Regions from separate parts of the Homo sapiens genome. Here region 2 is linked to region 1. A link is a contact called in ENCODE Hi-C or POLR2A ChIA-PET data. All regions are on one chromosome and are shown on one strand. Each heading gives the region's core, a stretch centred on a gene start or an enhancer-like site at or near the end of the contact. The rest is flanking DNA. Distances are from core to core; before and after follow the strand shown. Region 1 has its middle 7.9 kb from the start of DNAJB1. Region 2 holds the start of SLC1A6 (solute carrier family 1 member 6).

The links. A loop is a pair of places that touch in the nucleus more often than their neighbours do. ChIA-PET counts read pairs that join two places held with the same protein, here RNA polymerase II (POLR2A).
Region 2: a loop to region 1 is called in a map with no recorded cell type, with 16 times the contacts of the local background. The contact joins the promoter of SLC1A6 here to the enhancer-like site in region 1. A Hi-C loop is called at or near these places in 1 of 37 single-sample maps with no recorded cell type. POLR2A ChIA-PET finds 5 or more read pairs at or near these places in 1 of 52 experiments (Panc1).

What each region holds. Positions count from the first base shown.
Region 1 is chr19:14,507,744-14,513,231 of GRCh38, reverse strand. No RefSeq gene overlaps it. Among named protein-coding and RNA genes, the nearest start is that of DNAJB1, 7.9 kb to the left of the region's middle. Within about 2 kb of position 2,446, at least 14 of the 41 ENCODE cell types and tissues checked have a DNase peak (open chromatin) inside an H3K27ac peak, as active enhancers do.
Region 2 is chr19:14,978,380-14,983,867 of GRCh38, reverse strand. It overlaps SLC1A6 (solute carrier family 1 member 6), which reads left to right and starts at 4,004. Exons shown (of 10, transcript NM_005071.3): 1 at 4,004-4,559.

The DNA.
Region 1 (5,488 bases), core at 1,197-3,696:
TTAAGCCAGGAGACGCCAGCCCAATCAGGAGGTGACCCTGGAATATCAAGAGCTAAGAGATGTTTACCAAAGTATCCCACACGCCAAGGTCACATTTATTGCGGAACTGACCTGACCTCATTGGTGACACAAATCCCAGGGCTGCCATCCCCACCCCCAAGTCTCCATTATACACCAAGTCCCTGTGAACTTCATACTGAAGTGTCACAAACATAAAGGTGCACGAAGCCTTGAGGTATATACAATTCTGGGAACTTCACAAAAAACACGGCCAAGCAACCTACCAGGTAGCAGTGTGAGGAGTGGGACGGTGGGATTTTGAGGGGAAAATCTTGGTGGTAAAAGGGCCCAAAGACCTTTCACACATGCATTTTTTTGCTCAAAGGCCACTACTTGGCTTGTCTATCTTGGCCGGATATCTGGTGCACCCACATGCAAACTTTTCCCAAAGTCTTGGGCTTGTTTTTTTTTTTTTTTTTTTTCAGACAGAGTCTCGCTCTATCCAAGCTGGAGCGCGGTGGTGCAATCTCGGCTCACTGCGATCTCCACCTTCCAGGTTCAAGCAATTCTCAGCCTTCCAAGTAGCTGAGATTACAGGCGTGCGCCACCACGCCAGGCTAATTTTTGTATTCTTAGTATAGAGATGGGGTTTCACCATGTTGGCCAGGCTGGCCTCAAACTCCTGACCTCAAGTGATCGGCGCCCCCTCGGCCTCACAAAGTGCTGGGATTACAGGTGTGAGCCACCGCACTCAGGATTTTTTTTTTAATTTCTTTTTTTGAAGACAGGATTTCACTCTGTTGTCCAGGCTGGAGTGCAGTGGTAGGATCATAGCTCACTGCAGCCTCAAACTCCTGGGCTCAAGCAATCCTCCCGCCTCTCAACCTCTTGAGTAGCTAGGACCACAGGCACTCCACACCACAACCAGCCAATTTGTCTAATTTTTGTAGAGATGATTTGTTGATATGTTAACTTTTTTGCGGGGAGGGGGATGGAGTCTTGCTCTGTTGCCTAGGCTGGAGTGCAGTGGTGCAATCTTGGCTCACTACAACCTCCACTTCCCGGGTTCAAGTGATTCTCCTGTCTCAGCCTCCTGAGTAGCTGGGACTACAGGCACATGACATCACGCCCAGCTAATTTTTGTATTTTTACTAGAGATGGGGTTTCATCATGTTGGTCGGGATGGTCTTGATCTCTTGACCTCGTGATGTGCCTGCTTTGGCCTCCCAAAGTGCTGGGATTACAGGCGTGAGCCACTTCTACCTTCCTTTTTTTTTTTTTTTTTTTTTAATTTTTTTTCCTGAGACGGAATCTTGCTCTTTTGCCCATGCTGGAGTGCAGTGGCGCAATCTCGGCTCACTGCAACCTCTGCCTCCTGGGTTCAAGCGATTCTCCTGCCTCAGCCTCCCGAGTAACTGGGATTACAGGCGTGTGCTACCATGCCTGGTTAATTTTTTATTTTTAGTAGAGACTGGGTTTCACCATGTTGGCCAGGCTGGTCTTGAACTCCTGACCTCAAGTGATCCACCTGCCTCGGCCTCCCAAAGTGCTGGGATGACAGGCGTGAACCTGCGCTGGCCGATATCTTGATATCTTGATATGTTGCTCTGGCCCCAAGCGATTCTCCCACCTTGGCCTCCCAAAGCTCTGGGATTATAGGCTCAGCCTTGGGCTTTCTTTAATGGATTTATTTCACTTTTCCATGCTGCATCTCTGATCAGGTCTCAGAGCTCCTTCCATGACAGGACGTGTGCAACTGACTCATTCTTTGACCCACCTGCATTACAATACCAGCAGTGTTTTTTTTTTATAATCATAGAACAGCACTCAATAGGTCCATTTGGCCTATGGTGAAAAGCCGAGTCCTCCCATCCTTCCCCTGGCCCTGAAGTTCCCCATCCTACTGCACCACTATAGACACTGGCATTGGCATCACAGATTTTTTTTTTTTTTTTTCCTTTTCTCATTTTTGAGACAGAGTCTCGGTCTGTCGCCAAGGCTGGAGTGCAGTGGTGCAATCTCGGCTCACTGCAACCTCTGCCTCCCAGGCTCAAACGACCCTCCTGGCTCAGCTTCCCTAGTAGCTGGGATTACAGGCGCGTACCACCACGCCCGGCTAATTTTTGTATTTTTAGTGGAGACAGGATTTCATCATGTTGGCCCAGGCTAGTCTCAAACTCCTGACCTCAAGTGATCCGCCCACCTCAGCCTCCCAAAGTGCTGGGATGACAGGCGTGAGTCACTGCACCCGGCCTTTTTTTCCTTTTTTAAAAAAACCATTTTTGTGCTTCCTCCAAGAGATGAGTCTGTGCTTACATAAGCATAAACACAATTTCTAAATTTTCAGTTTTATTTTTTGACTGTGTAATCACAATACAACACTGGAAAGGATACAGAGAGTGAAAGTCCTCCCTCCCACCCTACCATCCGATTCCACACCCCCGAACTGGATACGAATGTTCCCCGTCTCTCCTGCGCCTTTCCTGAGATGCTGCGGGGAATACATTTTTCTTTTTTTACACAAGGAGTACATACTGTACACTCCGCTTTTTTTTTTTTTTTTTCTCACACAAGATGCTGTGAACATAAAGAGCTTCCTCATTCCTGTGCTATTCCCCACCTTTATTCTGGCAGGTCCACCCAGCTGGGTGTGAAGATCTAAATTAGTGTTTGGCGACCCCTGACTCCTCTCACATCGTTCTTGCTTCCGGATTTGAGTCCCAGTTTGATTGCTTGCTTTTGTTTTTTTTCTTTTCTTTTCTTTTCTTTTCTTTCTTTTTTTTTTTTTTTTTTTTGACACGGAGTCTTGCCCTGTCACCCAGGCTGGAGTACAATGATGCAATCTCAGCTCACTGCAACCTCCGCCTCCCAAGTTCAAACAATTATCCTGCCTCAGCCTTCCGAGTAGTTGGGATTACAGGCACCCGCCACCACACCCAGCTAATTTTTGTATTTTTAGTAGAGATGGGGTTTCACCGTGTTGGTCAGGCTGGTCTCGAACTCCTGACCTCAGGTGATCCACCCTCCTAAAACGTTAGCTGAGCATTAGCCAGGTGTGGTGGCTCATGCTTGTAATCCCAGCTCTTTGGGAGGCCGAGGCGGATGGATCACTTGAGGTCAAGAGTTCAAGACCAGCCTGGCCAACGTGGTGAAACTCTGTCTCTACTAAAAATACAAAGCTGGGCGTGGTGGCAGGTGCCTGTAATCCCAGCTACTCAGGAGGCTGAGGCAGGAGAATCGCTTGAAACTGGGAGGTAGAGGCTGCAGTAAGCCCAGATCCCACCACTGCACACCAGCCTGGGTGACAGAGCAAGACTCTGTCTCGAAAAAAAAAAACAGAAGAAACGGGAAACAGAAGTGCAGCTCTCATAGAGATGCTGTGACATCTGGGTGAGTTAGTGCATTTAGGAAACAAAAGAACATAGCGATGAAGAACCCAGCTTCTGGGGTAGGGGGGTGCCAAGTCCAAGTTCTGCTCACCACATTTCCTCAAACAAATGACAAAACCTTTCAGAGCCTCAGTTTCTTCCCATGTATAACAGGACTAATCAAACATCGCAGCCCCTCCTTTCTCACTCTTCTGGAGCTAGAACTCAGACAGCTAATCCCTGAGAAGCGCTTTATCCAGGCCAGGAATAGAGCAAGTGTGAATAACATTAGCAAATATATCTAAAGCACTTGGCAGAAAACCTGCCCCAGGCCAGGCGGAGCAGGTCATGCCTGTAATCCCAGCACTATGGGAGACCACCATGGGTGGATCATTTGAGGTCAGGAGTTCGAGACCAGCCTGGCCAATGTGGTGAAACCCCATCTCTACTAAAAACTGAAACATTATATCTAAAAGTCAAGCTGGGCCGGGCACAGTGGCTCATGCCTGTAATCCCAGCACTTTGGGAGGCCAAGGCGGATGGCTCACCTGAGGTCAGGAGTTTCAGACCAGCCTGGCCAGCACAGTGAAACCCCGTCTCTACTAAAATTACAAAAATTCGCTGGGCATGGTGGCAGGCACCTGTAACCCCAGCTACTCCAGTGGCTGAGGCAGGAGAATTGCTTGAACCCAGGAGACAGAGGTTGCAGTGAGCTGAGATTGCCCCACTGCACTCCAGCCTTGGTGACAGAGTGAAACTCTGTCTCAAAAAAAAAAAAAAAGGAAAGAATAAAGGAAATCTCAATGCACCAAACTTCCACTAAATACTAAAAATGGGCCAGGCGCAGTGGCTCACGCCTGTAATCCCAGCACTTTGGGAGGCCGAGGTGGGTGGATCACCTGAGGTCAGCAGTTCGAGACCAGCCTGGACAACATGTTGAAACCCTGTCTCTACTAAAAATACAAAAATTAGCCAGGCGTGGTGGCAGGTGCCTGTAATCCCAATTACTCTGGAGGGTGAAGCAGGAGAATCGCTTGGACCTAGAAGGTGGAGGTTGCACTGAGCCAAGATTGTGCCACTGCACTCCAGCCTCGGTGACAGAGCAACACTCTGTCAAAAAAAAAGAAAGAAAGAAAGAAAGAAAAAAAAAACACCTAAAAATGGCACAACACAAACAAGAAGCATCTATCTATATTCTCTATTAAAATCTAGGCCTTGGCTGGGTACGGTGGCTTGCGCCTGTAATCCTAGAACTTTGGAAGGCTCAGCTGGGTGGATCACCTGAGGTCGAAATCTCGCCACTGCACTCCAGCCTGGGCGACAGAGTAAGACACTGTCTCAAAAAAAAAAAACAAAAAAACTAGGCCTTAAAGAGCATGCACTCATCTTCTCTCCCACAGACCTGAGAGCACTTTCTTTCTTTTTTTTTTTTTTTTTGAGAAGGAGTCTCACTCTGTCACCTAGGATGGAGTGCAGTGGCGCAATCTTGGCTCACTGCAACCTCTGCCCCCGAGGTTCAAGCGATTCTCCTGCCTCAGCCTCCTGGGTAGCTGGGATTACAGGTGCATGCTGCCACGCCCAGCTAATTTTTTATATTTTAGTAGAGACAGGGTTTCACCATGTTACCCAGGCTGGTCTCGAACTCTTGAGCTCAGGCAATCCACCCGCCTCAGCCTCACAAAGTGCTAGGATTACAGGCGTGAGCCACCCCTCCTGGCTGAAAGTACTTTCATAGTCTGTTGACATCACACTTGCCCAAGGGGAAGCAGAGGCTGATTTCTCAAACTCCCTGATTATTAGTTGAGACACCTTCCCTCTTTGTCAGTGGGGCAGGAGAGACAACGGCAGGAGAATACTAAAAAATGTCCCCCGCTTTGTGGCAACTGTGAGTTCCCTTGAGGTCACCAACTACATCCTAATAATCTGTATCACCAGTTGCCAGAGTGATGCTTGCCCCGGAACTGACCCTTTGAGTGTTTGTTAAGTGAGTAATTAAGTGACAAAGTAATTCAGACAAGAGGACCTGCAACATTTTTCCTACGATAGTTCATGTCATGGTATGTGCAGAGGAAGGATAACCCAGCCCTCGGGTCAGCTAGTAGTCCCCACCACCCTTGCCA
Region 2 (5,488 bases), core at 2,755-5,254, 470 kb before region 1:
ATATGTTGCTGATTCATTAACATTGAGCTCATGGCCAACAGTACTAGAAGTTATGTCTGAGCATAGCTTACCTAACATACATATTGTCTCTGTAAGGCACGTCACAGCCTTACAGCCTTACAGCCTTTTTTTTTTTTTTTTTTTTTTTGGTGTTGTTGTTCTTGTTGTTGTTGTTTTTTAGAGCTAAAATCTTGCTCTGTCGCCCAGGCAGGAGTGCAGTGGTACGATCATAGGTCACTGCAGCATCAACCTTCCAGGCTCAAGCGATCCTCCCGCCTCAGCCTCCTGAGTAGCTGGGACCACAGGCACGCCCCCCATACCTGGCTCATTTTAAAATTTTTTGTGGAGATGGGGGAGTCTCAATATGTTGCTCAGGCTGGTCTCAAACTCCTGGGCTCAAGTAATCCTCCTGTCTTGGCTTCCCAAAGCGCGGCTGGGATTGCAAGTGTGAGCCACCACACCCAGCTACCCCACAACCTTCTAGAGCTTAGAAACACACTGAGCACTTCAGCTTAGAAACGCTAGACAGCACTTCAGCAAAGTGCTCAGGACCATTTTAAACAGCGAAATCAACAAAAAACATGAAAGTTAGAAAAGTATGGCACTAAACAGGCCACAAATAGGATGCTTGTTCACTGTATGAGCTGAAACAAGATAACAGAGCATGGTTCTTTTGCACCTCAGCTACAAATGTTCACGCCGTGCAGCTCAAAATGTTAATCTCTCTGCAAATGACCCAGAAAAATGTCAGAATCTCCGCAAGTATTAATTTTGGGGTCACAAATACATGTTAGTGAGTGAGTGACTTTGCAAATACAGAATCCGTGAATAATGAAAATCAACTGTATAAAAATTCCGTTTCCTTTTGATGAAGGTAGCCATTAAAGCAATTTGAAAAAGTGTAAAACAATGTCACTCTTCTTTTTTTGTTCTTGTTTTGGAAAATACAGTTATTTTTCGTAAAAATATGCTATTTTATGTTAACATGTAGTAGGTTTATTTTTGTTATGTTAAAATGAATAAATGTTGAAACACTTTTTCAGTTTTAATTTCTGATACTGTAAAGATCAATAGCTATAACCTATATAAAGAAAAGCTCTTTGGGATCTCCCAGGATCTTTTTAAATTAAGACACAGTTTCTGAGAACAGTTTTAGATTTACATAAAAAATGAAAAGATAGTACAGACAGCTCCCATATGCTCCCTTGACTTAGTTTCACTTGTTATTAATATATTTCATTAGTATGGCACATTTGTATAATTACCATATTGTAATATTGATATATTATTATATTGATACATTATTAACAAAATGTTATTGTTACAGATAACTTTTTTTGAAACAGAGTCTTACCCTGTTGCCCAGGCTGGAGTGCAGTGGCACGACCTTGGCTCACTGCAAACTCTGCCTCCGGGGTTCAAGTAATTCTCTTGCCTCAGCCTCCCGAGTAGCTGGGATTACAGGCACCCGCCACCATGCCTGGCTAATTTTATATTTTTAGTAGATACGGGGTTTCACCAGGTTGGCCAGGCTGGTCTCGAACTCCTGACCTCTAGTGATTTGCCCACCTCGGCCTTCCAAAGGGCTGGGATTACAGGTGTGTGCCACCATGCCCGGCCAATATGGATACATTATTATTAGCGAAAGCCCATACTCTATTCAGATTTCCTAATTTTTTCCTTATATCCTTTTTCTTTTCTAGGATCTCACATTACGTTTTGTTGTCATATCTTCTTAGACTCCTCTCGGCTGTGACAGTTTCTCAGACATTCCTTGTTTTCTCATTTTTAAATTTTATTTTTTTTTTTAGAGACAGGGTCTCGCTCTGTTGCCCAGGCTGGAGTGCTGTGGCACAATCATAGTTCACTGCAAACTCAACCTCTTGGACTCAAGCGGTCCCAGATTCAACCTCTTGGACTCAAGCGGTCCTCCTGCATCAGCCTCCTGAGTATCTGGGACTACAGGCACCTGCCACCAAACCCTGCTCCACATGTTCCTTAATTTTTAATGACTGTTTTGAAGAGGACTGCGCAGGTAGATTATCGGATGCCTCTCTATTGAAATTAGTCTGATGTTTTTCTCATGCTTAGGCTTGAGTTATGGTTTCTTTGGGATCCTCCCTGATTGTTACGGGTGTAAAGGGCTTGCAAGGCCAATTGCCAGGGAACAACTGCTATTTTATTTACTTATTATTTTGCGTGACAGACCGAGGGCTCTGTTGTCTTCGCTGCTGAGTCTCCAGCCTCTAGCACATCCAAGTGCACAGTAAGTATTTGTGGAGTGAATGACCGTAAGAGGCAGGAGTTCAGGGGCAGCTCTAGGTTCAAGAAGGATGCAGAATCGTCTAAGCACAGTGAGTGACTGAAGCAGCGGAGTGAGAAGGCTGCAGAGAGGGGTTGCCAATGTGGTCCAGGGGAATCTGACATCTAGGACAGAGATTCAGCCTTAGCCATACATTGGGGAGCATTCAAATATACTGATGCCTGGGTCCCACTTCCAGGTATGCTGATGTGCTTGGTATAGGGTGTGGCTTGGGCATCAGATATCTTTTCTTTTCTTTCCTTTTTTTTTTTTTAGACAAGGTCTTGCTCTGTTGTCCAGGCTGAAGTGCAGTGGCACAATCATAGCTCACTGTAACCTCAAATTCCTAAGCTCAAGTGACCCTCCTGCCTCAGCCTCCTGAGTAACTGGGACTACAGGTGTGTGCCCAGCTAATTTTTTGATTTTTTTTTTTTAAATAGAGACAGAGTCTTGCTATGTTGCCCAGGCTGATCTTGAACTCCTGGGCTCAAGTGATCCTCTCTCCTTGGCGTCCCAATGTGCTGGGATTACATGCATGGGCCACTATGTCAGGCTGGCTTCAGAATTTTTAAAACCTCTCCAGGTAGTTTTAAAATACAGCTAAGTTTGAGAATCACCTATCTAGGAGTTGTTGCAAAGAAGCAGAGCCAGGGCGATGCATGCAAAGAATTAGAATTGGGGCATCTGTTTCCTGGCTGTGTGACCTTGGACAAGTTATTGAACCTTTCTGAGCACCTGTCCCCGCCCTGAAAATAGAGGAAGTGATATATACTTTATAGGAGTGTGTAGATTAAATATAAGTATTAATAAAAGAGCCTGCCTAGTTCAGGAGGTCGCCATCAACACTTCATCAACAACAACAACAATAATAAAAAACATTGAACGTGCACTGACTTTTTTTTTTTTTTTTTGACGGAGTCTCGCTCTGTCACCCAGGCTGGAGAGCAGTGGTGCGATCTCGGCTCACTGCAACCTCCGCCTCCTGTGTTCAAGTGATCCTCCCGCCTCGGCCTCCCAAAGTGCTGGGATTACAGGCGTGAGCCACCGTGCCCAGCCTGCACTGAGTTTTTATTCATACGACAGACCTGATGCTCAGATCTTTAAATGGCATTAGCTCTCAGGAGAGGCAGAAGATGTGGGAAGCAACCAAGTCATTGCCTTTCGAGAAGAAAAGTCGAGTGCACCTTGCCTGGTGTGCTCTAAAGACAGCAAAGAATAATATTAATTACAATAGGAACGACATTATCCATCTCCCATTTGCCCAGTGCTTCGCGCTGGCACGGAGCATTTCCAGCCTCACGCGCTTTAATTTTCTCAGCTTTAATTTTCTGTGGGGTCGGCCAAGCCATCTTCCTTGTTTAGCGGAGGAAGCCAGGCTCAGAGAGGGAGAGGAGTTGGCCCAAGGGCACACAGCAGCCAAGTGGCCAAGGCCGGAAGGTGCACCCGCAAGGAGAAGGGGGCAGCGGAGCCCTCTCCCTGGCTGTTGTTACTGGGACACTAGAGCCGCGCCTTCCCCAGGCCTCCGCCGAGGCTGCTGGAGCGGGTCCCGCGGTGCCAGGGCCTGTTCCCCGCGCTCCGCCAGGGATGCTGGGGCCTCCGAGGGCTCCGGAGGCGGTTTAGGGGGCGGGGGCGCGGAGGCGCGGCTCCGAGCAGGGGGCGGGGGCTGGATGCCGGAGAGGCCACTCACCCCCGCCCACCCCCAGTCCCCCTCCCTTCGCAAGCACGCTGTCCCCCTTCTCCCACACGGCTGCGGAGCCTGGGCTGGGCGCGGGGGAGGCGGAGGGCATCGCGGAGGGGATCCCGCCCCCTCCCCCGGCCGCTCGGTGCCCCCACACCCACGTGAGCGCAGGGCCGGCCCGGATCCCTCCCGCAGCATAGCGCGTCCCGGCTCCGCGCCGGTGCCTCCACGGTCCGGTCCCCGCGCCGGTGCTGCACAGTCCCTGGCGGGTCCCCGCGGCCCCGGCCGGGCGCTTCGCCGGGCTCCGGCTCCTGCATCCGGGCGCAGCGCGCAGGCCGAGGCGCGGGCAGGCCGCCCCCGCCGCTCCGGACGCCGGTGAGTGGGGACTCCGCGGCTCGGCGCGGGGACTCGGTGTGGCTGCGGCGCGGAGGTTGCGGGCAGGTGGGGGATCCGAGGCGCTGGGGTCAGGCGTGTGGGGCGCTCCCTGCGCCCACGTCCCCACTTCTCCGCCGCCCTTTGTCTCTGAGCTCCTGCTTGCCCCTTAGAGCCGTTGCCACCGCTTTTCTCCTGGTCGTTCTGGTGAGTTTCCTATCCCCTTAGTTATCCCCGGGTCTCCCTGCCCGTCTCCCCACCTCCCCAACCCGTGGCCTCCGCACACAGGCACGTTTCCAGCACCGAGCCCGATGCCTTGTGCATTTATAGGGCTCGGTTGCCTTCTCTGTCAGAGGGCTTATTTCACCAATTTCAGATGTATCTGATGTGGCTGAGGCTGCAGAGGGTCTGGGCATTAGTGTGTGTGTGTGTGTGTGTGTGTGTGTGTGTGTGTGTGTGTGTGTGACAGAGAGAGAGAGAGACTGAATTTGTGAGTGGGATCGCCGTCCTGAACAGGTGTGTGGAGCTGAATGTTTAAATGTGAGGATGATTTTGAAAGTCTGAAGTTTGTGTTTTGTGCCCTAAAGAGTGTGTGTGTGTGTGTTTCTGTGTGTAGGTAGGAATTGTATGGCTGTCACTGCCTCTGTAAGATTTAATTCATGAAGGGTAGTTGTGCAGAGCCACGAAGGTGTGTGTGGTTGTGTGCCTGAGGGTGTACATGAATGTGTATGTGTGTGTGCAGAATTGTATGACTGCATGCCTGGAATTGCATTTCTGAAGGTGTGGGTGGTTGCGTGCCTGAGGGTGTACATGAATGTGGCAAGTGTATGTGTGAGTGTGTCTGTGTGCAGAATTGTACAACTGTGTGCCTGGAATTGCATTTCTGAAGGTGTGTGGTTGTGTGCCTGAGGGTGTACATGAATGTGGGAAGTGTGTGTGTGTAGGGATTGTATGACTGCATGCATGGAGCTGCATTTCTGAAGGTTTGTGTGGGTGTGTGTGTGGTTGCATGTCTGAAGAGTTTGCATGTGACTGTGTCTGTCTGGGGTTGTGGATATGTCAATTGCATACAAGAGGTTTTCGAGGTTATGTGTGCGTGTGTGTGTCTGAGTGTGTGTGATGTACTTGGTTTCCAT